3 separate regions of the Mus musculus genome follow, and regions 2 and 3 are each linked to region 1. A link is a loop called in an ENCODE intact Hi-C map of the cell type or tissue named here. Cell type or tissue: gastrocnemius. All regions are shown on one strand. Each heading gives the region's core, and the rest is flanking DNA. Links, peaks and the distances in the headings are about the cores only.

The links. Peaks named below come from ENCODE experiments on the same cell type or tissue, not always from the same donor. Only the 100,000 strongest peaks of a DNase experiment are listed, where the experiment ranks them.
Region 2: a loop joins it to region 1, with 3 times the contacts of the local background. A loop is called at or near these places in 24 of 42 quality-filtered maps.
Region 3: it touches region 1 in a loop (12-fold over the local background); 38 of 42 quality-filtered maps call a loop at or near these places.

The regions. Positions count from the first base shown.
Region 1 is chr8:113,661,388-113,669,657 of GRCm38, reverse strand. It overlaps Gm30052 (predicted gene, 30052), which reads left to right. Exons shown (of 3, transcript NR_136914.1): 3 at 1,000-1,732. Among named protein-coding and RNA genes, the nearest start is that of Gm30052, 11 kb to the left of the region's middle. In gastrocnemius, for the core only: a CTCF peak has its summit at 4,911 (motif pointing left); a DNase peak (open chromatin) is centred at 4,896.
Region 2 is chr8:114,365,496-114,373,765 of GRCm38, reverse strand. Vat1l (vesicle amine transport protein 1 like) reads right to left here. Exons shown (of 9, transcript NM_173016.3): 8 at 3,831-3,914; 9 at 1-2,119. The coding sequence ends at 2,021. Among named protein-coding and RNA genes, the nearest start is that of 4933408N05Rik, 18 kb to the right of the region's middle. In gastrocnemius, for the core only: CTCF peaks have their summits at 3,994 (motif pointing right) and 4,547 (motif pointing right); DNase peaks (open chromatin) are centred at 3,990 and 4,527; H3K4me3 peaks cover 553 bases; H3K27ac peaks cover 279 bases.
Region 3 is chr8:113,980,603-113,988,872 of GRCm38, reverse strand. No RefSeq gene overlaps it. Among named protein-coding and RNA genes, the nearest start is that of Gm30107, 96 kb to the left of the region's middle. In gastrocnemius, for the core only: a CTCF peak has its summit at 3,817 (motif pointing right); DNase peaks (open chromatin) are centred at 2,842 and 3,831; H3K4me3 peaks cover 1,673 bases; H3K27ac peaks cover 1,969 bases.

The DNA.
Region 1 (8,270 bases), core at 3,623-6,122:
AAACAAAAGAGTACCTCCTGCCAACATTAAGGCTGAGCGAATGACATAAACTCCCTGTCTTGTCTTAAGAACTTTTAAGAACTGCTTAAATTCTTGATCTGTGTTCTGCTGTTGCTTCCTCAGTTTCGGGGTGGTGTGGGGGAGGAAAGCATAAAACAAAGGGGTGCACTTAGGAAGCAGGAGGCACTTGTACCCATCCTTGCCCAGGGGATATGCCTTTACTTGATTTTCTAAAGAGACTGAGCGTAAGGCTAGGGGCTTGCCAGCTTCAGAGAGAGAGAGAGAGAGAGAGAGAGGGAGAGAGAGAGAGAGAGAGAGAAAGAGAGAGAAGAAGGAAGGAAGGAAGGAAGGAAGGAAGGAAGGAAGGAAGGGGGAAGAAAAAGGAAGGAAGGAAGGAGGGAAGAGAGAGAGAAAGGAAGGAAGGAAGGAAGGAAGGAAGGAAGGAAGGAAGGAAGGAAGGAAGAAGAAAGGAAGAAAGAAAGGGGGAAGAAAAAGGAAGGAAGGAAGGAGGGAAGAGAGAGAGAGAGAAAGAGAGAGAAAGAGAGAAGCCAGGCAGTAGTGACACATGCCTTTAATCCCAGTACTTGGGAGGCAGAGGCAGGCGAATTTCTGAGTTCGAGGCCAGCCTGGTCTACAAAGTGAGTTCCAGGATAGTCAGGACTATATAGAGAAACCCTGTCTTGAAAAACCAAAGAGAAAAAAAAGAAAAAAAGTAAGAAGGAAGGAAGGAAGGAAGGAAGGAAGGAAGGAAAGAAAGAAAGGGAGGAAAAAAGAAAGAAAGAAAACAGAAGGGCTTGCTTGAGGGAGTCTGTACCTTCCTTTTCAAACCCTGTTTCATCCCTAACCACTGAGCAACTAAAACTGTAAGGAGCACTTGCTGTCCCATCCCAACTGCTTAGATCATCTGGCTATCAAATGACCTTGGGCCAGCCGAACGACCTCCATCCTTGACTTTGCCAAAACATTGATTTTTTTTTTTTCCCCTTCTCATCTCTTCAGAAGTAAAACATCCTTTGCCTAATTGTTGGCGATTAAGAGGAGGGAAAAACTTCCATGGCAACCGAGCTGGCAGGGACAGCCAGAGAGGGCTTTGAAAGGTTCTGCCTTCTCGGGTTCAAGTCCACGCAATGAGTCAAGTACTGAGATCCGTCATAATGATTCTTGCGGTCGCTCATCTCAGTGCTCACGAAGGGAACCAAATTCAATCTTTGCAGATGGTCAGTTTTGCAAGCAGAATCTTCCCTTTACTCCCATTCAGAGATTCAGAGATGATAGGACCCAGGACCCAGTAAGTACCATAGTCATGCTGGTGACCAAATTCCCGGGAATGAAGAAAGTCTGGATTTACTCCCTGGAGGATCCAAGTAAGGATGCTTCAGATGTGCAAAGACAAACCCCACCGTCTAAATTGTACTGTAAATATTGTCATACTGGACTCGCATCCGCCATCCAAAGCCCTTCATGATCCACGTATAAGCATAATGCAGACCTCTGAGTCAGCCAAGTATGCCGGCGGGCACAGAGTGGTCTAGCTTTAAGAGAGTTCTTCCCTGACATGCCTTCTCCTGTGATTCCTTCCCTGATTCTCTGGTACCACATTTTGAGTACGTCTCTGAGTAGACAGCTATGTTCTCCCACTTCCTCTCCTTCAACCCTCTCAACCCTTTATCCCTCAAAACCTCGCTTCTTGAAGTCACTTTGAGTTGACTATAATGGGGGAGGGGAGAGCTTGTTTAAGAAAAAAAAAAAGTAGCAATTTAAATGAGATGGCCACAAGATGTTACAGCACCTATCATTGGAAGATGGAGTTGATTTCATCATTGTTCAGACCTGCCTTGAACCCTGGAAACTGTTTCTACAACCAGGTTCCCCAAAAGTCTTCAAGCACCCCTCCCCGCCTCCTTTGGCCTCTTGAACTGCTGGAGTGTGACCGCAGTATAAAGAAGTTCTGTCTACCCCATTTTAAGGCTGAAGTACCAAAGGATTCCTGCCCTAGCTACCAGAAACCAGAGGCCACCTGGACCACCCACACACAGAAGAACCACTTTATAGGTGACAGTAGACAGCTCAAGAGGAGAGACACCTGGCTGAGCCCATTCCAGGCTGGGAATCTTGAGCTAATACCATCATGGCTCCCCACAGCAACTCTGACCTCTTGTTAGGTAAGCCACAGATTTCCTGGGCGTGCGGTAAAGTTTACAGATATATGGCCATTCTCGGGTACTTTTGTGCTTGAGATGGCAAACGGTTCCCATGAGAAAATCCTTTCACCCCTGTGCTCCTCGTCCTACTAATTCCCACTGACGACTGTTAGAGTTTGCAGGCAGCCATTGGAGTGGACAAGGCTCCTCTGCCGTCTTCACCAGACCAAAGCAATGCACACTTTAATGACAGTAGCTGAGCTTTGGTTAATTGCAGGCTGCTCTGAAACCACTTACTTAATTAAGCTGTTCCCAGTTCGGGGCTCAGGCCGTGCTTTGGTGGGAATTTGCAATGCTGTCTTTTAGTTCCAGGAGCCGCATAGTTCGTCCATTACTCTTGTTTTGTTTTGTTCAAATAAACTCCACTAAATTTAATTGGTCTGAGGAATTTTCCCTTCTTAACACCATTCAGGCCTCAAATTGGACACCGTTCCTCTGGGAATCGTCTCTGGCTCCCTCCCCCTCCCAACCCCTTGCCCCCTCCTCCACCATTCTCAGCTCCCCACACACACACTCCTCACCCCCACCCCTCATCCCTGTGAAAGCGCTTTCTCACGGCCCCCCTCCCTGTTTTGTTCCCATTCCTCTGTAACATGCCATGTGTCTCCCACCCGGAGGCCATACTGTCAGCTCTCCTCACCAGACCAAATGTGTGGTAAAGCGGGGGCCGGTGTCCATCATGACCATTACTGTGTTCCCAGAATGCAGCTCAGCGCAGGCCAATGGTGAAAGATTCCCTGTTAGCTGTGCTGGCTATCAGCCCGCCAAGGCTCCCCCAATCCTCTTGTCAGGACACCAGTTTGATGATGGGCTCCTACTATGGATGTAAGGCAGTGAGTGGTCCTCAATCTCCCTAACGCTGCATCCCCACGCTGTGATGACTCCCCCCCACACAACTCTAAAACGATCCCATTGCTAATTTATAACTGTAATCTTGCTACTGTTACAAATCGTAATGATGATATCTGATATGCAGGGTATCTGATGTGTGACCCCCACACACACACCTTGGGGGTCATGATCTACCACGTTGAGAACCGTTGACATATTGGATCTGCTCTGCCTCTGTGTACATAGGTCTGTATCGGATCAAACCTTCCCCTGCGTATTGGAGTAGGGGGTGCAAGGTGCCATCCCCCCCCCCCCCCAGCAATCACCCCTCCGCTGCCTACAGTGTTGAGAACAGCTGCAGTCTTATGTTCCACCAGCTCAGGAGGCCCCAGAGCCTCAGCCTGCTGCTCTTCTGACACATTTCCCATTGCCAAAACAAATTTCCAAAAGACTGCAACTGAAGCTTAGCACTAACAGTGGTCTGACCACTGCGGAGCAGATCGCATCGGCAGCTTAGAACCCGACGCCTTGATTAAGGCCATGTGGAACTCACACTGACTTACTAAGTAGCTTCATTTTGCCAATTTACACGGGCCTTGTCGCCAGCAACAGCCTGCATGAAGAAGAGACTTACATCCACTGCCATCTCACCTCAACCTGAGGATGTGTTAACACTGTAAGCAACAACCACAGCCAATTTATTTCTCTGTGCTTTAAAATGTAAATAACTGAGCCTTTTATACATTGTTTTCTTTTTAAACTGTGCTATGCAAGGCTCCTGAGAATTTCATCTAGCCGGAATTCCACATTTCATTCGACTTTACTAGAACTTGCCTTTAGTATAAAAATTTTTGTTCAGCACTTGGGAAAGGTTTTTAGAAAAGAAAAACACATTACAAGCGACACTAAATTCCTTTCAGATAACTGAACATTCTCTCATGTTGTAAGGGAAGCTAGAGTTATAGAACAAATATGGGCTTGGGTACCAGGCAAATGGGAGATTAGATTTTTTTTTGATGTTTTATGATGCTGGGGATCCAACCCAGGGACTCACACCTGCTATGCAAACACACCAAGCCCCCAGCTCAGCTCGAAGACTGAATCTTCTGTTCTGTTCTGTGTATAGTTTTATTTAAAACAAACCAACCAACCAAACAACAAACAAACGTGCCTAAGAGATAACATCAAAACTCAACTTATCAAAGTGTGAGGAGCTGAAGATATATTCCTGATGGTCTCAATTGATATACCTACATCAACTTGGATCAATGCAAGCTCATTTGATGCAATATCAGTAGCCATGGTAGCAGGAACAGAGGAAGGCCGCATGGGATTGGTCCTAGTTCATTGTTTCTTGGTTCCTATGGAGACAACGCTGGCTCAACTTTTACCCTCAGTGCTCACAGCTTGGGGAGCTGAGTTGCTCACTAAGGGTGTGTACTGTTCCTGCAGAAGGCCCAAGTTTGGTTCCCAGCAGCCATAGCAGGAAGTTTGTAAATGTCTATACCTCCACTTCTAGGTGTCTAATGTTCTCTTCTGTCCTCCACAAACACCTGTACTTATGTGCACGTACCCAAGCGTAGACCTAGGCACACAATTAAAAATGAAACGAATTTTAGATAGAAACAAGTATTTAATGCAAAAGCTTTCGATGTATGGTGTCTCTGTCTCTCTCCCTGTCTCTGTGTCTGTCTCTCTGCTGCCCCACCCCCAACCCCCACCCCTTGGCAACTTTTAGCACGCACATGTGGAATAGTAACTCTGCTGTTGAAAGCCACAAACACAAGGATAACACAAGACCTGCTAAAACAGCTCTTCTACACCCAACAGTGGAGTCTTGGTGCCCTCTGCTGTTCTCTCAGCATAGTGCGTGCCATCCTGTGTTATTTAGAGGGAGTTGGTGCATCTCTGGACAGAAGCTGCCATCTGCTGGGTACAGTTACCCTTAGGAACATCCAGGGTGTTTGATGTTGCAGACTGGAAACCTCCAGGGATGGGTCTATGTGACCCATATCTCCAAACCAGTCTGGAAGGTGAGCTTCTAATGGCCACAGAGTTTCCTTCCAGCAAGGGAGCAGCTCTTTCCTCAGAAAACCAGTCACAAGTCCTTCTCATGGTTATAGCAGCAGTAACAACTGCAGGGGAGAGGAGACTCCACTTGAGAGCTGTCTTAAAGCTGTACAGCTCTGGGGAGCATCTTTCACCCATGCTAGGGCAGGCTTTTCAATGATGCAGCTGCCTTAAGGCCCCCCCCGCCCCCTGCTTGCTAAGTGAACCTAGTAAATGCACTACTTTACTCCAGTGGGCTTGGGTGTAGTCTCGTCTACTGACATCGTTCTATCCCGAATGAGGAGATGTTTGTCTATGTGCCCCCAGGAAAAGTCAAAGAACATTGCCACCTGTATACCGGGTAACTTTTCTGTTCATAGTTCTTTGAAACACCTTTCTGAGGCATATAGGAAGTTATGAAGGCTCAGTGTTATGAATGATGTTGTCACTGTAGAAAGGATAAGAGGGAATTTTAACCAAAAACTATTTTCTTACATGTTATCTACTACACATTAGAGCAAATATATATATATATATATATATATATATATATATATATATACACATATATACACACGCATATATATGTGTGTATATACACACACACACATATACACACACATACACACACACACATATATATATTCACATGTATGTAACAGCAGTTGAAAAAGAGGCCATGATTTGGGAGGAAGTAGAGGAGACAAATATGGCAGGGAATGAGGGAGAAGAAGAGAGAGGAAATAATATAATTATACTTTAATTAAAATTTTTAAATGGAGAAAGCAAAAGCAATTGGACATGCATGCTAGAGTATATAACGGTAGTTAGCATTTCTATTGGCAGGATAAACCACCATGACCAAAAGCAACTTGTGGAGGAGGGAGTTTACTTTGTCTTACAATACCCAGGCCATAACTCTGTTCCTGAGAGAAATCATGGCAAGAACTCAAGGCTAGAACTGGGGGGCGGGAAGCTGATGCAGAAACTGTGGGGGAACGCTGCTTACTGGCTTGCTTTTTAGAGCTTGCTTAGTTTGGCTTCTTATACATCTCAAGGCCACCTGCCCAGGTGTGGCACTGCCCACAGTGAACTGGACTCTCCCATAGCAGTCATTAATCATAAGATTGCTCCACAGGCATGACCACAGGCCAATCTGGTAGGGCCGTTTGCTAAACTGAAAGGGTTTGGATTTTTTTTTTTTTCTCTCTGTGAAGAACTGACTGGGGACACAGATAGATACACTTGTCAAAATTTAAACATCATAAGAGCGTATACAGGTATCCAAACACCACGTGCCATGCCATGCCATGCCATCATTTGTATAAGTTTTATGTGTTGATTTAAAAAAATCGTAAGAGGCCAGGTATTAAGGGGTACACCTAATACCTTAGCACTTCAAGAGGCTGAAATAGGGGGATTACTATAAATTCAAGGCCAGCTTGCACTAAATAACACATGCCAGGCTAGCTGGGGATATGTAAAGTCATCCAAAGGCCAAAAGTCTCATCCTGAGACCAGCAGGACTAGGACTGCTTCTACCCTGCTCCGGGCCTGCGTGTCCTGGTACACCATAGCCTTATGGCTGCCAACTCTGCCACCCCTGAGGCAGTCATGTAGCCGGGTGTGCAGATTACAGGTTAGACTTCCTCTCTCCCTATAAGGACATGGCCCGAAAGCTCCTGGAATTCCTCTTCATGCAAAGGAAGCATTCCCAGGATCTTGACACCAGCAATGTACACTCACCCCCAAAACCCCTACCCACTCCCTAAAAACTCTCTCCTGCCCCGCACTCATGCCAGGCAAGATCCTGCCTAACTCACCCACCCATCCACCCACCCACCCAGCTAAGTTTCCCTCCTTCCAGTCCAGCCCAGTGCTCAATGATGTCTGGATATCCCAAGGGGAAATGGCAGGGCTATATAGAAAGACCTTGTCTCAAATAAAACAAACAAATAATAAATTGTAAGATGTCCAGAGTACCTTATCCAAAGTAAGCACAAATAAAAACCCGTTTTACCTTGGGAGATTTGGAGGTGGGCGGCTGGGATCCAGGTGAGCAGGGAGAAGTGGGGGTGGCGAGGGGGAGGTGACAGGCAGCACTACAAAGGCATGCTTGCACAAGACTGGTGGGAAGGCCTGGTTGCCTGGAACAAGGACTTGGGGCTTAACCTTGTGGTCCGTAGGAAATCGTCAGTGTAATGAAGTGGTATCAGTTAATTATTTCTGACCACATTGTGGATGATGAATGGACATTTGATGGGACTAGAGTCAGAGTGAGAACTTAGATGCTTGGAGAAGCCAGACACGTGGCAAGGACAGTCAGGGAAGATGGTGGCAGTCAGAGGAAGATGACCAGAAGGTGGGCGTGAGAGGCCAACTCAGCAGGCAGGAGGGGGTGGTCATGTGATTAAGTAAAATGGGAACTTTAATTAAAATGTAAATTCCTGCCTTTTCGACGTGAAGCAAGAGAACTGGGACAGAAAGACAGACAGGAGAACCTTGTGGCCTCTTGAAAGGCCAAGCTTCCAGAAATCCACTCAAATGCAGCTCTACACCAGCCAAGCAGGAAGGCCAATGGAAAGACAGTCATTTGTGGGACCTTCTGGAAGAGAGCCTTTGGTGTCTTAAAAGTCATTCATGTCACAAAGCCACCGACCCATCTTGGAAGTTGAAATGGATGCTGTAGAGTTTGCTAAACCCTGCCAGCCATGCTCCATCTCCTGGCTAGTTTCACAGCGTGGCTAGCTCTAGCCCATTCTCATAACTGTTTCCCAATTTTGCTCTGATCCAAAGCAATCATCCAAAGCCTAGAGGTTTATAAACAATTGAAATCAGTTAAAGATCATCCTCTACTCCCATGGGATGGTACAGGATGCATAGCTTTTAGACCCAGGTGGATCCCGCTGGCTTTCTCCATTCTGTTACTGGTGTTAGATAAAAGATAAAAATCTCTCCGGAATTCAGTTTTCTCGGTTATAAAAAAGAAAAATGGGGACCGAGTGGTTGTTGGTACTGTGACAGAAGGCATCGAGATGAACATAAAAAGCTGGATCCCTCCTCCCCCAGTTAGGTGCTTCGTATAAGAATATAAGAAAACAGAGCATGCCCAGAACAGCCTACTACCCCTTCACACCGGTACACAGCTGCAGTCTATGTATACCATCAGGGAACTCACAAACACTTAGA
Region 2 (8,270 bases), core at 2,729-5,228, 710 kb before region 1:
CTCTTTCTGTGTTCTCGGGAGAGGGAGAGGGTTTTCATGTGTGATCAATGGTTTTCCAGAATGAAACAAACCAAACAGGTTTGGGGAGAGATAACGTCCCAAGGTTTCTCAGTTGTACAGGACAAGACTATCTGGATTCCGAATGTGGGTCAGGTTCTGTGTCTCCTGAAGGCGAACCTTCCTGACTCTAATCTTAGCCTTTCTAAAAGGCTATTTCTACATACTTGTAATAGCACTCAGAGAGTGGTCCTCAGGTCTACCCATCCTCAAGCATGCTTATGGTGGAAATGCGACTGGTTACATGGTTAATAGCATCTCTCCCCAGGGATGGAAAATAAGAATCTGACTGGCACTCTTTCGCATATTCTCACCCCTTGGCCTATTGGCTGGTAGCTTCTTTTCTCATCTTCATATTTGACTTTCCCTGTCACGGAGAGGAAAGACTCCCTTCAGGTAAATATTTGGCATGAAGAAGTCATCATCACAAGATCAGGATCGAGATAAAGGAACACGACAAATGACAGGTGAGTGGCTACTTTGCAAACCAAGCGGGGGAACTGTGGAGACAAGTTCCTTCCCAGCCCACACAGGAAAATGGTGGCTACCCTGAAGTGGTAAGTAGAAAAAAGTGGGCAACACTGGAGCCCTCTTAAGTCCTCAAGGACGTTTAGAAACTTGGAACACCAACCCAAGGTCATGGGAACCCCACGTGGGTTTTCCAGAAGACAAAAATAAGCTCAGGGGTGCTCATTACAGGGGTGCCTTTTATATCTAGCTCTGTTTGTGAGTGACGGATTTGTGACCTCTTAGGACAGAAGGGCTGGGGAGGGAGGCAATAAACAGCCTCACTGCAGAGAGCGGAGACCCCTCTTCCTCTGTGGTAACTGGTGTTACTTCCAAAGCCGATTAGAGAGGACAAGAATTGTTTCCTTTCAAGCTGGAATGGTGAACAGGGTATTTGATTGAGCAGTTTGGCCTCCAACCTCTAAGGAACCTGCAAATCAGCACCATGGTTTTGTGTGTTGGAGGATCATGCACTTGTCGTCAGATGATGGGCAGCCACCATCTGTGTCCCTCGTGTGTGTTACACATTAGAAAGGGCTTTGAATAGGCAAGAGAAACCAGTTGACTTTTCAACCCCAAATACTGTCTTCAAGGGAGCTCTTCCTTGGGAAAGGCGTTTCCAGGGAAGGAGCTTTAAAATAGTAGTTGGTAACTACAAAGGCTGCGAGTGAGAACCCAGGTAAGTTTAATGACATCTGAGTTGGGTCTACATTGGGCACAGGGGGGACTTTGCTCATGGGATATGGTTTCAGAGGAGAGATCTCTGTAGCTTTCCCTTAGACAGACGCTGTTGAACCACCTCTATCCAGGAAAGAACCCACATCTGCCTCCCTAGGTTTATAAATAAGAACCAGAGAAGAGGGTTAATAAGAGGCTCAGACCGTAAGGTGCAGAGACACACGCAGGGACGTAGCACTTAAGAGGGAAAGTGACAAAGTAACTGCTTGGAGAAATCTGTATGTATAGGGTCGTGAATACTTCTGGCCTACTCTCCTGTCACTAGCCAAACTGGTAAGTGCCATGCTTAGAGGCATGGCTGATTGTTGGCAGGCAAAGAGTGTCATTGGCCCGAAGAAGAGTGGGGATCTGAACAGAGCTCCGTGACAACACCTTTCAATCAAGCGTGGCCTGGTTTCTGACCTTGGGCCCTGTGGGCCAGTATTAGTTTGCAAGGCTATTCTAGAACCGTCAAGAAGGACCCAAAGAAGGATGGGTTTGCTTTAAGGGAGAGGGGAGAGCGTGATACACAGACCAGGAAGGGACACAATACTGCATGGAATGGGATTGGCACTTAATTCCAAACACAACAGTGATCAACAGCTTCTTAGCTTGGCTGACTGCAGACAAACACGACACACACTGGACTACAGCATTGGTTCACTGGGGCACAGAAGAGTTCTCCTGGCGGCCATCTTCTTCCCAGCCATCCTCCACTTTCACCGATGCGAGGTCTGGCTTACTGGATGAAGGGCATCCTCTCTTTGTTCTCGCTGTCCCCTTCATGGTCCTCTTCTTCCTCCCCTGCCTCGCTGGTCTCTGTGCTGTCATTGGCCATCTGCAATTCAACAGAGGTCATGATAAAGGTCATGTATCCCACTCCCTCACCATCTCTGAGCATTGGATGAAGCATCACTGAGATGGACTGAAGCATCATGGGATGGACTGAAGCATCATGGGATGGACTGAAGCATCATGGGACGGACTTCTTTCAGACTGGTCATTTCTATATTCTATAGGAAGAAGTCTCTCTGAGGACCCCTTCTATACCCTTTACTAGTACCTGCTAAGGCTCTGCTGCCGCCTTTAACATCACTTCATAGCTCTGGAGATAACCTCCTTGGGTCCATCCTGATTCTCACGATGTTCTGGATTCAGCTTGACTTCATGTTGTCATCCCTTCAATTCTAGCTTTCCATCTAGAAGGGATGAGACATCTTCCCTACCACTGACGCTTCAAATACCCATGCTTCACTGTCTCTTTCTTCCTTTGGGTGTCAGGGTAAGAACATTCTCAGAAAACAGGAACTATAACTCAACAGGGGTAGAGCTGAGCTCTTGTTGGCCCAAATGGGAGCATCTTTTGGTTTTCATGTGACGGGTTCTGACCCTTGGTCAAGTAAACCTAACCCTAGACCAAGGACCATCAGAACATCATGGGTTCGTGGAGACAGGCATTGCCTTTGCATGGAAAGCCAGTGCCAGATAGTTTGTTTAAATGCAATAGTTGGCCAGGGCAGCTCTAGAACCTTCTATGCACGGTACTGAAAGAGACATATTTACGTAGACCACAGTGTATTTGCGTGGGAGTCCTTGGACCCTAGCTCTTCCTTCCTAATTCCACAATATCATTCCCTACTTCAATAGTCCTGTGATGTCATATTTTTAAAAACTATATTCATGTTGTTATCAGCAATGTAAGTGGCACAAATGACCCTTCCTTTAACTCTCTTGTGTGGAGTGAAATTGCGGTACACCTAAGCTATAGAAGACAAGAATCTGTTTCTGAAAACATACACTTGGGCTGAGAACCATAGATCATTTTACTTATTTCACTTCTATTTCTTGAAAGTGGCAGATACTGCTGCACAAACCTCCATACTTTCTTTGTTTGGCCTACCTAGAACTTAGAGGGGTGGGCCATACTCAGCACCTGCCTTTCTAACTGACTGAGAGGAACCTGTCAGTCTCTTGCTTATAAATAGGACCAAAGGTGGTGGGCTAAACTTTCCCAGGTTGCAAATGGGACTGAGAACCCAGCTTTGAATGCAAGCACTCAGAGGTTCAAGGCTACATCCTATGCCATCTGTCCCCCAAAGATGCTAGTTTGGGACCAGGTAAATCTTATGTGCTGTATTCTTGTGGGTTGCTTGGATATTAGGATTTTCTCCCGACGAAAGCAAGTGAATTCAAGAGGAATACCAGAAGAATCCTGAAGGTAGTGAGCACCAATCTGTTGGGTCCATGTATGTGCATTAAGATTAGCTAGGAAGCCTTTGCATTGGTGCCTAGACATAACAGTTGTAAATGTTTGGTTTTTTCCTATCCATTTTCTGTCTGTCCCCACTCAGCAATTTTCCTGTCTTTCTCAAACACTTTAATTTTTCCATCTCCACTTTCATTAGTCCGTGGCTAATCCCTCATTCTGGCATCATGGGAGAGCTTGCAAACTGCCTGTATTTCCTCGGACACCAGCTCTGACTACTTCTGACGATCCATCGGTTTGTCTTTGGTGTTGAGCTGGGTAGTTCCCTCTACGTTCCACTTACCAGCGGGGTCGGCGTCTTTTCCACATCCAGAATTAACTTCCCGATGTTCCCTCGGTCGTGGATGCGCTGCATGGCCTCTTTTACCTGGGGCACAAGACATGAGAGACATGAGTGAAATCAGGAAAATGTGCCCGAAGAAGGCAATCCACCCGCCTTCCACCAGAGGGCGCTACAGCTCAAATAGTGGTTCAGCCAGCAACTTTTTGTGGCGCAAATCTATTCAATCGACTCCTGTCAGTCACACATGCTGACCTGTCCTGTAAGTCTTCTGGGTCTGAAAAATAAGGGTTGTAGTTTTCACAACGAAAGGATAAATATATATTTTATAAGTCAGAATGGTCTGGCAGAATGTTAAACAATGAGAGTATTTGTGAGGGTTTGAGACCTGCCTACTTAAGTGTTACGTAACTCTGCTTCATAATTTTTGGCTAAATAAGCTAGTTACCAGGGCAAAACCCGCATTTGCGAAATCCCTTAGCTTTCTAGTTGCTGGGGTAAAACTGCTTCTACCTAGCGGCACTCTCGTTAGAGGAGCATCTTCCCTAGAAACAAGGACCTATGGTTTCCTTTCCCACGTCCAGGCGCTTATCAGACTCACGAATGTCACTGCGGGACCGGATGGGGACAAGGATGGGGGACAGTGATCACCTGCGAAAGGAAAGTCCATTTGTTCTGAGCCTTTCTTTTTGCTGCTGTGCAGAACATGAACTGCAGGGGGCGCTGTGGGGATTAATAGAGAAGACACTGAACCTTGCCTGCCCTCCATGTATGTCTCAAGTGAAATCTAAACGGGATGCAACATCTCTTGCCTCACAAAAGTCAATTTATAAAAACTTAAAATAGGTTGAGTCTAAATATTTTTGTAAAGTCTCACAATTTTAATACTCTTGTTCCTTCAGCTTCAAGGTTAGATGCTCTGACATTAAAAAAAAAAAAGTCAGACATCGTTAACTGCGCATAGGGAACTCAGCCTGTGGCTGATGGAGAAATGTTTGCTTATTTGAAAATCAAAGGCTTCTTGCTATTCATTTGAATCCAAACTCACAGAACCATTAAAATGTTTGTGTTCAAATTGCTTTTCTGGGACTTTAGAGACACAATTCCATTTATGGGAGAAAAACATAAAAGATAATGACTTCGTTGCTTTTAGTGGCAAAACACTGAAACAGCTTATGTGTCGAAGTAAAGGGATGGGTAAATAAACAATGGCTTTTTACATTCATCTACCAAGTGGGGATGTTGCAGAGCTGTTAAGGAAAAGAAAGATATATGCCACTAATTATAAAGTAGACACGGCAGGATCGAATGCTTTTGTAATCTTGCTAAATGAGAAAACCGAAAGAAGTACTTTTATTTACATCTCTATAAAAATGTAGGTATTGTAAAACAGCTGGGAAGGAAGGCTTGCAGGTGTGCCTTGAAAGTCAGGCGGAGAAAAGGAGGGCATTTTGACTCTACCATCCAAATAATATTATGCAGTCATGTGCTGTCAAATCAACACTTAATATAAATTCCATGGGTCTTTCCAATGCAGTTTTTTTGGTCTCTATGCGATGAGGAACAACCTGTTTTTTAGACTGAGAATGTCAGGTAATTGTGAATTATTATTATTATTATTGACCCCGATAAACAAACCAGTTGAGTCCTTCCATTTACATGATGACTTCTGAAGTATTTTCACACTTGGTCATAAAACCTGGTACCATTGGTCACCCCTGACCATCTGTGGAGGCTGATTCTGAAGCTCTCCACGGACTCCAACATAGAACCTACATAGAACCTACACACATTTCCCCATAGACTTTTTTTTTTCCTAGATTATTTGTTCCACCAAGTACCACATGATACTGTGCTCTTCGACTGTCTAGCAAATCACGAAAGCAAATCAAAGTCTTCACATTCAGGGCCTGGAGAGATGGCTCAGTGGTGAAGAGCACTGACTGCTCTTCTTAAGGTCATGAGTTCAAATCCCAGCAACCACATGGTGGCTCACAACCATCCATAATGAGAACTGATGCTCTCTTTTGGTGGGTCTGAAGACAGCTACAGTGTGCAATCAATCAATCAACCAATCAATCAATCTTTTTAAAAGTCTTCATGGTCATGTAATCCCCCCCCCCGCCCCCCGTATTTCCTCATCGACGTTTGCTGAAACTGCTGATGTAGAGTCTGTAGATGAGGCAGGCTCACTGTGCTTACTGAAAAGCTCTAGGTCATGGCAGATGGTTGCTAGCACAGCTCTCTGCCCCTTGTGGGATTCATATCCTTGGGTTCTTTTCTCCTTGAGTGTAGGCTGGAGCTAAGGGACCTGCTGCCTTCCCTGCAGAGCACAGCAGAAGGGATGGTCTCCTCTTTTCAAGATGAAGTTAGCAAATGGCCACAGCATCCACAAGGCAATGACTCTAGAGAGGCATACTGTGTTAATGGGAGGCTGCCCTGTGGAATCCCTACATGACCGAGACCTAAGACGAATTCCATCCAATAGCCAGTAAGCAACTAAGACCCTCAGCCCTTCTGAGGAACTGAATCTTGCCAACAACCCCCAAAGAACTTAGAAGTAGTAAATACTTGTCCAGTTAAACCTTGAAATGAGATCATATTTCAGCTGACATCTTGACTGTAGCCTTGTGGAAGCCAAAGGACCCAGCTAAATCATACCTGGCTCCTGGCACCCCATTCTGAGCTTATGAAATTACAAATGCTTTTACAATTCACCGGGGTTCTTTTGAGAGGGGTGTAAGTGAAGTAATAAATATTTAACAGACTCTTACTTTGCATATATAATGCTTAGCTTGCAAGGATCATATCGTGCCCATTTTAAGGATAAGTGCCCTACACCTAAAGAACATAAGTAATTCACTCAAAGATGACATGGCTACAGGCAACAACAGAGTGTGGTTCAGAATTAGGTTGGAGAGAGTTCAAATCCAGCAGTTCCCTCTCAGTTTTACCTAGAACAGACTGTTTCACTGATTTCTCAGAAGTAGAAGGACTCATTAGCCCATTCATGGTAGATTCTGGCAAAACACTTGACCACTGCCCTCAGTCCCACACTGTCTAATTCTAGGCAATTGCTCTACCACTGAATTATACCTCTATCTCTTCACTGGTGAATAATGGCTAAGCACTGCACTACTGCGCCATGTTCCTAGACCTTTCCTGATTGGTTCTATCCTGGTACTCTACTGCTGATCCAATCCCCAACCCCTTACAGACAGATTGTAGGCAACTGGTCTACCACTGAGCCATGTCCCAATCCCTTCCTGATGCATTCTTGACCAATGAGCCACACCCCCCCCCCAAGTCTACTTTTTACTTTTTAATTTGAGACAGGGTTTCACTACGTTTCTCAGGGTATCTTGGAACTCCAGTCTGTAGTCCAGGTAGATAATGAGTTTGTAATCCTCCTGTCTCAGCATCTGCAACAACAACCACGATGACAGGAGACGGTTAGGCACACTTTAAGCTGCTTCTGTACTAAGCTGGAGTCCAGGGGGGGGGAAAAAAAGCAAAGAGCTATTTTCTCACTAGTTGAAGTGAGCCATGATGCTTGCAGGGTTAGGAGAAGCCCCCCTGTAGGGTTGCCTCTAATCTGCATAGTTTTGGAAATTTCTCTCTGAAATGAAACGTCGCCTTGAAGCTCTGTCTGCAGAAATTGGATAAAGGGCCAGGAACAATCTCCAGAGGTCATTTAATTACCCCCACCCCAGTCCTGCTGTCAGACTCTCCACGCTCCTTTAAGGATGCTCCTGGAGTTGTGCAGGAGCCCCACTGGCAGAGGCTTAGAAGGAAAGAGACTACCGCTTTTGATCAATTCTTTATCAGGCGCAGTGTGTAGCATTTTGCACGCGTGGAGCTATCTCATCTACACACTTAGCTTCTTGAGGGAATGTTTGCATCGGTTTTTCACAGTCCGGAAGAAACACAAGGAGGAAGCCTCTGACAGGTTTGCTCCTGGCTGTCACTTAGAAGGGAGAGCCAAGTGGGAGGCCTGAGTACCAGTTGTTTCTTGTCAGGTCTCTGGGCAAAACCCATTATAGGGCTGTGCTGGCCACACCCCAAGAGTGTGCTGACACTCCCACATGGTCACAGTCTTCGCTACAAATTTATCAGCTTATAAAAGGTCCCCCAGTAGGTGATATTCTCCAGATGTCTGATAGCACCTGGGGGGATTTGTCTCCCCCCATCATTTACTGGGGAGTCCCCAGAAAGACTTTCCTAGTGTCCCTTTCTGTTTGAGACCAACATTGCATTAGAGAGTCATGGAGACTTGCCTCATCTACCCGGGTAGCTACAGATCACCTGTGACACAACAGCCCTTGAATGTCATACCAACTGCCACACAAGGCTACTGTAAAATTTGTACTAGACTTCAAAGATTTAGTACTTATGAGGTCATCCGAGTGCATAAATGGGGCTGGAGAGACAGCCCAGTGGTTA
Region 3 (8,270 bases), core at 2,729-5,228, 320 kb before region 1:
TGAGAAGAAGGGGCAGAGAATCGTGTCCCTCCTGCATCAGACTTTAATACCCAGTCTCTCTGCCATGCACCCCACCTTCTGATTGGTTTTATGGACTCCAAAAAAGGGGGGAGCTTCCAGCTCAGTGACCAAAGCCAGTGCTTTGAACTTCTGTGACATGAGGGCTGCTTTACTGAAAGGGGCATTAGTTTCTACTCTGTCAATGTGAGCTAGAAAGGTCTGTACATGGCCACAGTTAAAGAAATAAAGTCTGGTGAAGTGGTCCACGCTTATAATCCTGACACTCAGCAAGGTGAGGCAGGAGGATTGCACATTTAAGGTCTGTCTGGGCTGTACAGCAAGGCCTTCTTTCAAAAAGCTAAGGGTTGTGGATGCAAATCAGTGATAGAGAGTTACCTAGAGTGGGCAAGGCCCTGGAATCCATCTCCAGCATCCTTGGTATATGTATACAGCTTACTAGGCACTGGTGGTACCCAACCCCACTTGGGGCCATCAAAGACATATGTAGATGATACTTGTTGCAGTTTGTTTCCTGGTTTGGAATGATAAAATACTATGACAAAGCAACTTGAAGAAGAAAGGATTTCTTTGGCTTACAATGCCACAGTTTGAGGGAAGTCAAGGCAGGGATTTCAGGCAGGAAGCATTGGGGAATAGTGCTGGGTGGCTCACTCTGCTGTTCGTGTTCAGCTGGCTTCCTTGTACAGCCCACACTCATCTGTCTCAGGATGGCGCTGCCACAGTGGGCTGGGCCCTCCAGTGTTAATTGTCAAGCATCACAGTGTCTCACATACATCCTCTAAGGCCGATCTGATCTAGGCAATTCTTCAGCACAGGTTGTCTATTCCCAGGTGACTCGAGTATGACAAGTGGACAATAAAGACTAGTTGATACAATGTACAAAGTCCCTTAAAGCTGGAATTATTTGATTAACTTAAATCTGATTGTTTTCCTCCCCAAAGAGAAACTGGCTTTTGGTTTTAATAGAACTTCTCATTTTCCTGACTTCTGAATTCTTCATTGCATCCCCATGCCTGACAGTAAATTGAACGTCACTCATTGAGTGAGTGAGTGAACTTTGCTGCCCTCAATTTCTGTGTTATCAAGTCTAGACATTTCCAAAAAGACTTAACAGTGTTTATGACACATACTTAAAATATGTCTAATAAAATATGCATTTACTTGGCTCATTGAATTTTAATGAGTTTATGATCTGTCACCGTTTAAATAGACTAGGCTCAGATGTGTCCTTTTTTACAAATATCCATGCGTGAGAGATATTGTATTATATTTTGCTTATCTCTGAGCAAGGTATCTCTGAGTTTTATGTTAGTCATAAGAGTGAAAACTATTGTATATGAGCCAGAACATTGTAACTGGTTTGGTGGCAGACACCTGTAACCCCAGTTCAAGGTCAGCCTCGGTTACTTAGCAAACCATTGTCTGTAAACTTTTATGTATGTATGTATGTATGTATGTATGTATGTATGTATTTAATGTATGTGAGTACACTGTCACTATTTTCAGACACACCAGAAGAGGACATCTGATCCCATTACAGATGGTTGTGAGTCACTATGCGGTTGATGGAAACTGAACTCTGGGGTGACTGGAAGAGGAGTCAGTGTCCATAACCACGGAGCCATCTTTCCAGCCCCTTGTCTCTAAACTTTTGTAGGGGGCTAGAGAGATGGTTCAGCGGTTAATAGCCTTTGCTTTACAGTCATGAGAACCAGAGTTTGGGTCCCAGTAACATATAACAAGCCAGATATGCTACAAACATTAGTAACCAGCTCCAAGTGACCCAATGTTTTATTCTGGCTTCTGTGCCACATGCACACACACAGAGAGAGAAAACACACACACACACACACACACACACACACACACACACACACACTCCAAAGCTATTGGCTTAAGCATGTATGCATACATAAGAAGTTTCAGAGTCATTGTTTCTGGAAACAGAATGGATGGGTGGGAAAATATGAGGTTACAGATGGCTTGTACTGCAGCAAAAGCCTTCCCTGTCGGAGGCTGAGAGCAGCCCACCATTTTTCTGTGTACACATATAAATATTTAGAAGGCAAATGGGCAGCATGGCATGCTCTTTGGTGAGCACAAGATACCGATGCCCAATACAACTTTAGAATATATATCTGTCCCTTGAGGAGGCCCTGAGGATACAGTTTCAAACTGAGCATTAGGCTCCACAAAGCCCAAACACACACTGGGGATTTGCCCCTAAAAGTATAGTCCAAGCTGCCCATACTAAATAAATTTAATGTTTGCATTTTGGAACCTAACATCATTTTGTTGAATGCCCCCTAAGTGTTAGGCATGACACTTAGGCACTTCCCATAGGTCGTTTCCAAGTTCATTTAAAAAAAAAAAAAGAACTTTCAAAAGGGCCCGAGGGGGATGGTTAACATGTTCTTGTGGAGCTCTGTCATAGTGGAATACCACACCTATTATACCATTTAGGAAAATGGGTACATGAAGGCATGTCACTTAGCCGAGGTTGACATAAGCCTGAAGTTGTTATTCTGCCTCTGTCTGGAAAATCCATACCAAAGGGCTTTCTTCCCTTAGGAAGCTGTGATATTTAGTTCCCACACTCCACCTGGTCCTTATTCAGTATCAACATCTCAGATTCTGTGTGTGGGCAACCGAGGAGAGGCCAGGCAGGTTTCAACGGAAACCTCTCAGTTGTAAAACCGATGCCAACTTTCCAGGGTGACAGGCAGGAAATGAGTAGAGCGCAGGGGGGAGGGGTGCGGGTGTCTTTAGGAAGAAGGAAAGATATTTAGGATGCTAATAAGCGGGGAGACCCTGGTGTGGCATCTATTTGAGGAAGAGGGTCAGAGATTATTCTGATTCGGTATTCTTCACCCCACCTTGGTTGACTTTTGTCCAGCACTAATGGGGAGACGTCTGATACCAACAGAAATATTATTTTCACGTCCCCCATGTGATGCAGGAAATTACTGCCAGAAAGGGCAAAGGCAGAGGTCAGCCTGTGTCAAGTCCCACGGAGTCCTTCAGGCTCCTCTTTCTTCCTGGGCAAATTAGCTGAAGGGTTTGCGAGCTTCTCTGAGAGGAGATGATGGCAATCACCGATTGAGCGCTCTCAGGAGGCAGAGGCAGACATGAATTGATGGAAATGGGTAGGACTTCCCTCACGTGATTGCTTTTGCTCAAAAACTCTGCTCAGGAAATTGCGGTCGTTACTCAATAAGTGCTTCATTGACCTGGGACTTCCACGGAGTCCTTGAGAAAACAGCCTATTGGCAGAAGGGGGTTGCTGATCCAAGCGAGGGAGCATGGTTCAGCATGCAGGCATAAACAACGCTTTTGCTGTTTTGTGATGATGTTGCTCCGAGTGACAAGTACCCAGTTTCCAGTTTACACTGGGGCATTGGCTTAATTTCTTTTCCTATTGCGGAGATACAAAAGCTACTCAGCGGAGAAAGGGCTTAAATCAGTTCACAGTTCAAGGTGAAGTCCCTCAAGTGAAGTCAAGGCAAGTCAAGGAAGCTGAAGCAGATGGTTCCATTGTAGCCACAGTCTTAAAAAACGCAAAGAAATGCACCCAAGTTCTGCTCACTTCTCCAATCTACACAGTCCAGGGTGATGGCCCTAAGAAATAGCCCGAAGAAATCCACTGTGTTTCTTCCGGTGTTTTTCTTTCTGCTGCTTTGAAAACTCCCATGACTAGCGCAGACTGCTGGGAACAGTCAGTCGCCAGGTAAGTCTTGCCATTTATTCCAACCCTCTGGGGGAGAATCCAGGTTCCAGAGGTGTGCTGTTTTGTTCCGTGTCCACCAGGTGGCAGCCTCCCCACGGTAACTGAAGCAGCAACCGTCGGCTTATTCAGCATCTTTTTTTTTTTTTTGGAAATGTTTATTGTGTTTATTGGGCAACTCCAGCAGGCTTGACACGGTACCGAGGAGGCAAATGATCCAGCCTCTGCCCTCAAGAAACTTACAAAGGCTTGACTTCAAAAGTTCTGTCAATCAGGCTGGGCTGTTTTCAATCTCTTAGCTCTGACTCTTTAAAAAATAAATAAAGGCTAGAGAGAAAAATGAGTTTCATGGAGTCCTTATTTGTAATAGGCATTGAGTTAGGCACTTTGAGTATAGGATTCTTCCCATTGACTCTAGAGGAGTCCTTCAAGCTGTCATTTTACAGAACAGGAAACTAGCCATATCTGGTTTTAATATCTGGAACCAAGGGGCTGGTAAAACATAGAAGCAGGCCCACACCCATGCTTTGTTGGTCCTCCCGTCTTTAGAGACTTTATTATGTCTCGCTGTGTATTTGCTTCACAAAGTGCTCAGAAGGTAGAGCCAGCGACAAAGGCTGCTGGGTATTTTGACGTACACTATGTCCCTGCAAAGGTTGGTAATAAGCAAAGACTCTGCTTTGGGGGAAAAAGTCATCTCTTGGCCCTATCAGGGAGATACCAACAGGATCTCCCTGTGTTCCTACAAACCTCTCGGTAAGACATGGCATCCAAAGATATGTCCTTTATGTTTTCTGCAATGGTTTGTCTATAGTATCAGCATGCAAGCATTAATGCCTGCTGGTGAATGCATCTAGCAGTCTATCTACATATGTTTATAGATTGTGCATATGCATATTACAAAGCAACAAGTAAATGTTATCTGGGATATGATTTACAGTGCATTTGCCTAACAGCTCATGGAGGGCAGAGTCCTGAGTGTGTCTAGCATATTCCAGTCACTTTTGTTCCTTTATGTTCCGGTAGCCATTCTTTGAATTATTTATCTCACACCCAGATCTACTGTGTCAGGAGTCCACCAAACAGAACTGGTTGGTACAAAGAGTATAGCCTGGGGCGGTGGTGAGCTCATGTGATATGGAGGCTGGTTTGTTCTAGAATCTGTTATCTGCAAGATAGAGACCCAGGAAAGTGAGGGGTATGGTTCAAACCCAAATTTAGGCCAGGAAATCCAATGATGTTAGTTCTAGTCAAGTTCAAAGTCCTTTGGCAAGAACACCGTGGCTGTCCAAAGTTAGAAGGTAAATGGAGGCCTGAGTCCAGGCCGAGTGATTTCTTCTTTCTTCCACTCTTTTGTCCGTTGTGGAGCCTGCAATGATTAGGTGAAGACTATTTCACTTATGAGGCAGGGTTTTTTTGTTTGTTTGTTTGTTTTCCAGACAGGGATTCTCTGTATAGCCCTGGCTGTTCTGGAACTCACTCTGTAGACCAGGCTGGCCTCGAACTCAGAAATCCTCCTGCCCCTTGCCTCCCAAGTGCTGGGATTAAAGGTGTGCGCCACCACTACCCCGCTCTTTATCCATTCTGCCAACCCCAACCTCCCCAGAAAACATGCCTATAGACATTGGGTAATGCTTCACGGCTGTCTGGGCACTGCTCCATTCAGTTATATCGGCATATATAACCCGCCACTACAGCTATAGGAGAGACTGGCATCTGAGTTGAGAAACCGTGAGGGGTGACCGTCAAGAGGAGGCCACTCGTGGGAAGCAGGAAGAGAGTAGTTTGGCAGGGCAGGGCAAGGCAGGGCAGGGGACTATGCCAAAGAAGAAAGCAAGTTCAGGCAAAGTCCGACAGGGGAGCTTCCACCGGATCCCATCGGGACAACTTTGGAAAGTAAGCTGTGTCCTAAAATCTGGGGCAAGGGCGATGGGGATTTCCCAGGATCGCACCTGTCTCCCTTTGTTAAGAGTAGGGATGGGAGACTCGCTTACACCAGAACTTGTGGCTTCTTATCTGTGCCTGTGAGCACAACCAACTTCATTAACCCAAGAGCAGATTCTGAGAATACTCCCATCGGATGGGAAAACCCACTGACTCGAGGTACAAAGATACCCTAGGGCACGTGGGTGGGGCACTGACATGTCCTCTTCACTCTGTGGACTCTTGGCAGTCTTCAATTTGATGCTTTCAAACCCTTACAAAGGCCTATAATTTGTAGTACTTTGCAGCAAGTCGGTAGTTCACACCTCCAGTCGGTCTGACTGCCAGTGTTTTGTTTGGTCGGCTGAGGTTCCTACTCTTTGGCTGTCTGACTTCCAGTCTGGTCTCTACTGTGATCCGGAGTTAGTAGATCAGTTGGCCATCACACCCCTCTGTGCAAAAGCCATCACATCACACCCAGAAGACAGGAGATGGGAGGTCGGGCACCAGTAGTGGCAAAACTCACTGAGGTTTAGGGCAGTGCCCATCCTGAGCCAATGCCATTCAGATCCTGCTGTGGGATGGCACCTGAGCTGTAGAGTTTGATGTGATCGACTGGATTCCTGCTGCCTCGGGGGAGGGGCTGCGCATGCGCATCCCGCGGGTGTAATGTAGTATACCTGTGGTGAGCAGAGGACTCCACCTTTTGTGTGAGAAGGTTTCTCACCATCCTGGAGTTTTGCAGCTTAGGCCAGTGTGGCTGAGTCTAGAGAATGAGCGACCCTCTTAAGTCTCCGCTTCCCACCTTAAAGCACTAGAATTAATTATAGTCGGGTGGCACCATGCCTTGTTCTTTACTTGGGATCCGAAGATGCTGAACTCAGGCCCTCATGCTTGCAGCACTGAGCTATTGGCAGCCCTAATGTGTTCTCTCTCTCTCCCTCTCTCTCTCCCTCCCTCTCTCCCTCCCTCTCTTCCTCCCTCCCTCCCTCTCTTCTCTCTCTCTCTCTCTCTCTCTCTCTCTCTCTCTCTCTCTCTCCCTCCCTCCCTCCCTCCCTCCCTCCCCTGGCAGTCCTGAAACTCACAGAGAACTGCTTGCCTCTGCCTCCCACATGCTGGGATCAAAGGCATGCGCCAATAACATACCCCAACTTAGATGTCTACTTTCTAAGTCACTGGTGGCTTCTAGGATTTGAGCCTTCAGTTTCTTCCTCTTACAAACCCCTTGGGCATGTTCAGTTTGGACAAAGGCTGGAATGAAGGGCTGGCACAGTTTGGGGGAAGATATAAAAGAGCAACCCTATCCCCTGCACCCTTCAGAAAATGACAGGATACTGTCGGGAAAATTCCAGAGCAAGTACTTCCTTAGACAGCTGCTTAAATAACACAGGAACCCCAGGGCATTTAGGAAGAGCCGACCTGTGCTACACTCTCCAAATCCACTCTCTGTCCTAAAAATTACTACTGTGAGGAGCTCTCAGTGTCCTGCTACCCCACAGGGTACTGAGGTCCTTGTCAGCATCACTTCATGGAAATTAATTACACCTCTGTGAGCATTTCAACAATTCTCTCAGCCAGTCTGTTCTCAGCTTAAATTACTTAAAGCTGTACAGAGCCTCCTACTTGGTGATGACAGCCCAGCACAGGTGTAGACAGGCTGGGACGAACAGTGTGCTGGGACATCATCCCTGAGCCTGTCTTACTCATCAGGCCATGCAAAGGCTCACATCCAGCTGCCTCAGCATGTGCTGATTGCCCTCTGTTTAGACTCTGAGGCTACTGTATCACAGCAGGAAGATGTACCCTGGATGGAGCCCCAGGGCAGAGTGAAAACTGAGGTCCCTGAACACCACCTCCCATGGGGTGAGAGAGAGTCAAGATCCTATCAAAATGTGAGATTTTTGAAGTGGTTTTAAAAGAGGAAGAAACGACTGGGTGGGGAGTGGTGAGGGGGGTGGGGGGTGTCAATGGATTCCTGATGGAAGGTGGGAGACTGGGGGTGGAGGTCATGCAGAGAAGTTGCTTAGAATGTGCAAGTCCTTAAGTTTGATCTTCACAAGAAGAAGGAGGAGGGGGGAGAAGGGGAGAAGGAGGAGGAGGGGGAGGAGAAAGAAGGACAATGAAGGAAGAGGAGGGGAAAGAGGAGGAGGAGGAAGAGAAAGAGGAGGAGGAAGAGGAAGAGGAGGAGGAAGAGGAAGAGGAGGAGGGAGAGGAGAAGGAGGAAGAGGAAGAGGAGGAGGAGGGAGAGGAGAAGGAGGAGGAGGAAGAAGAGGAGGAGGAAGCAGTAGCAGCAGCTAGTAGAAGCATTAGCAGCAGCAGCAGGAGCAATGTGCTTCTAACACTCCAGGACCAGCCACAGCAGAAAGCCTTTGGCTGCTAAACCTGTAAAGTAGTTGAGAATGCAGGCAATATGAATGAGGACGCTTGCACTAGGGATGCTCAAAAAACATCTCCGAAGAAGTGATTTTGGAGCTAAGATGTGCCAAGTCCTGGGGGTAGAAGAGAACGATGGTACAGACTCTGAGCTTGGAAAGAATTTGAGGTGTTTGGAGAACAGGGAAAGCGTGTGTGGTAGAGGAGAGGCAGAGGGAGCACCGAAGGG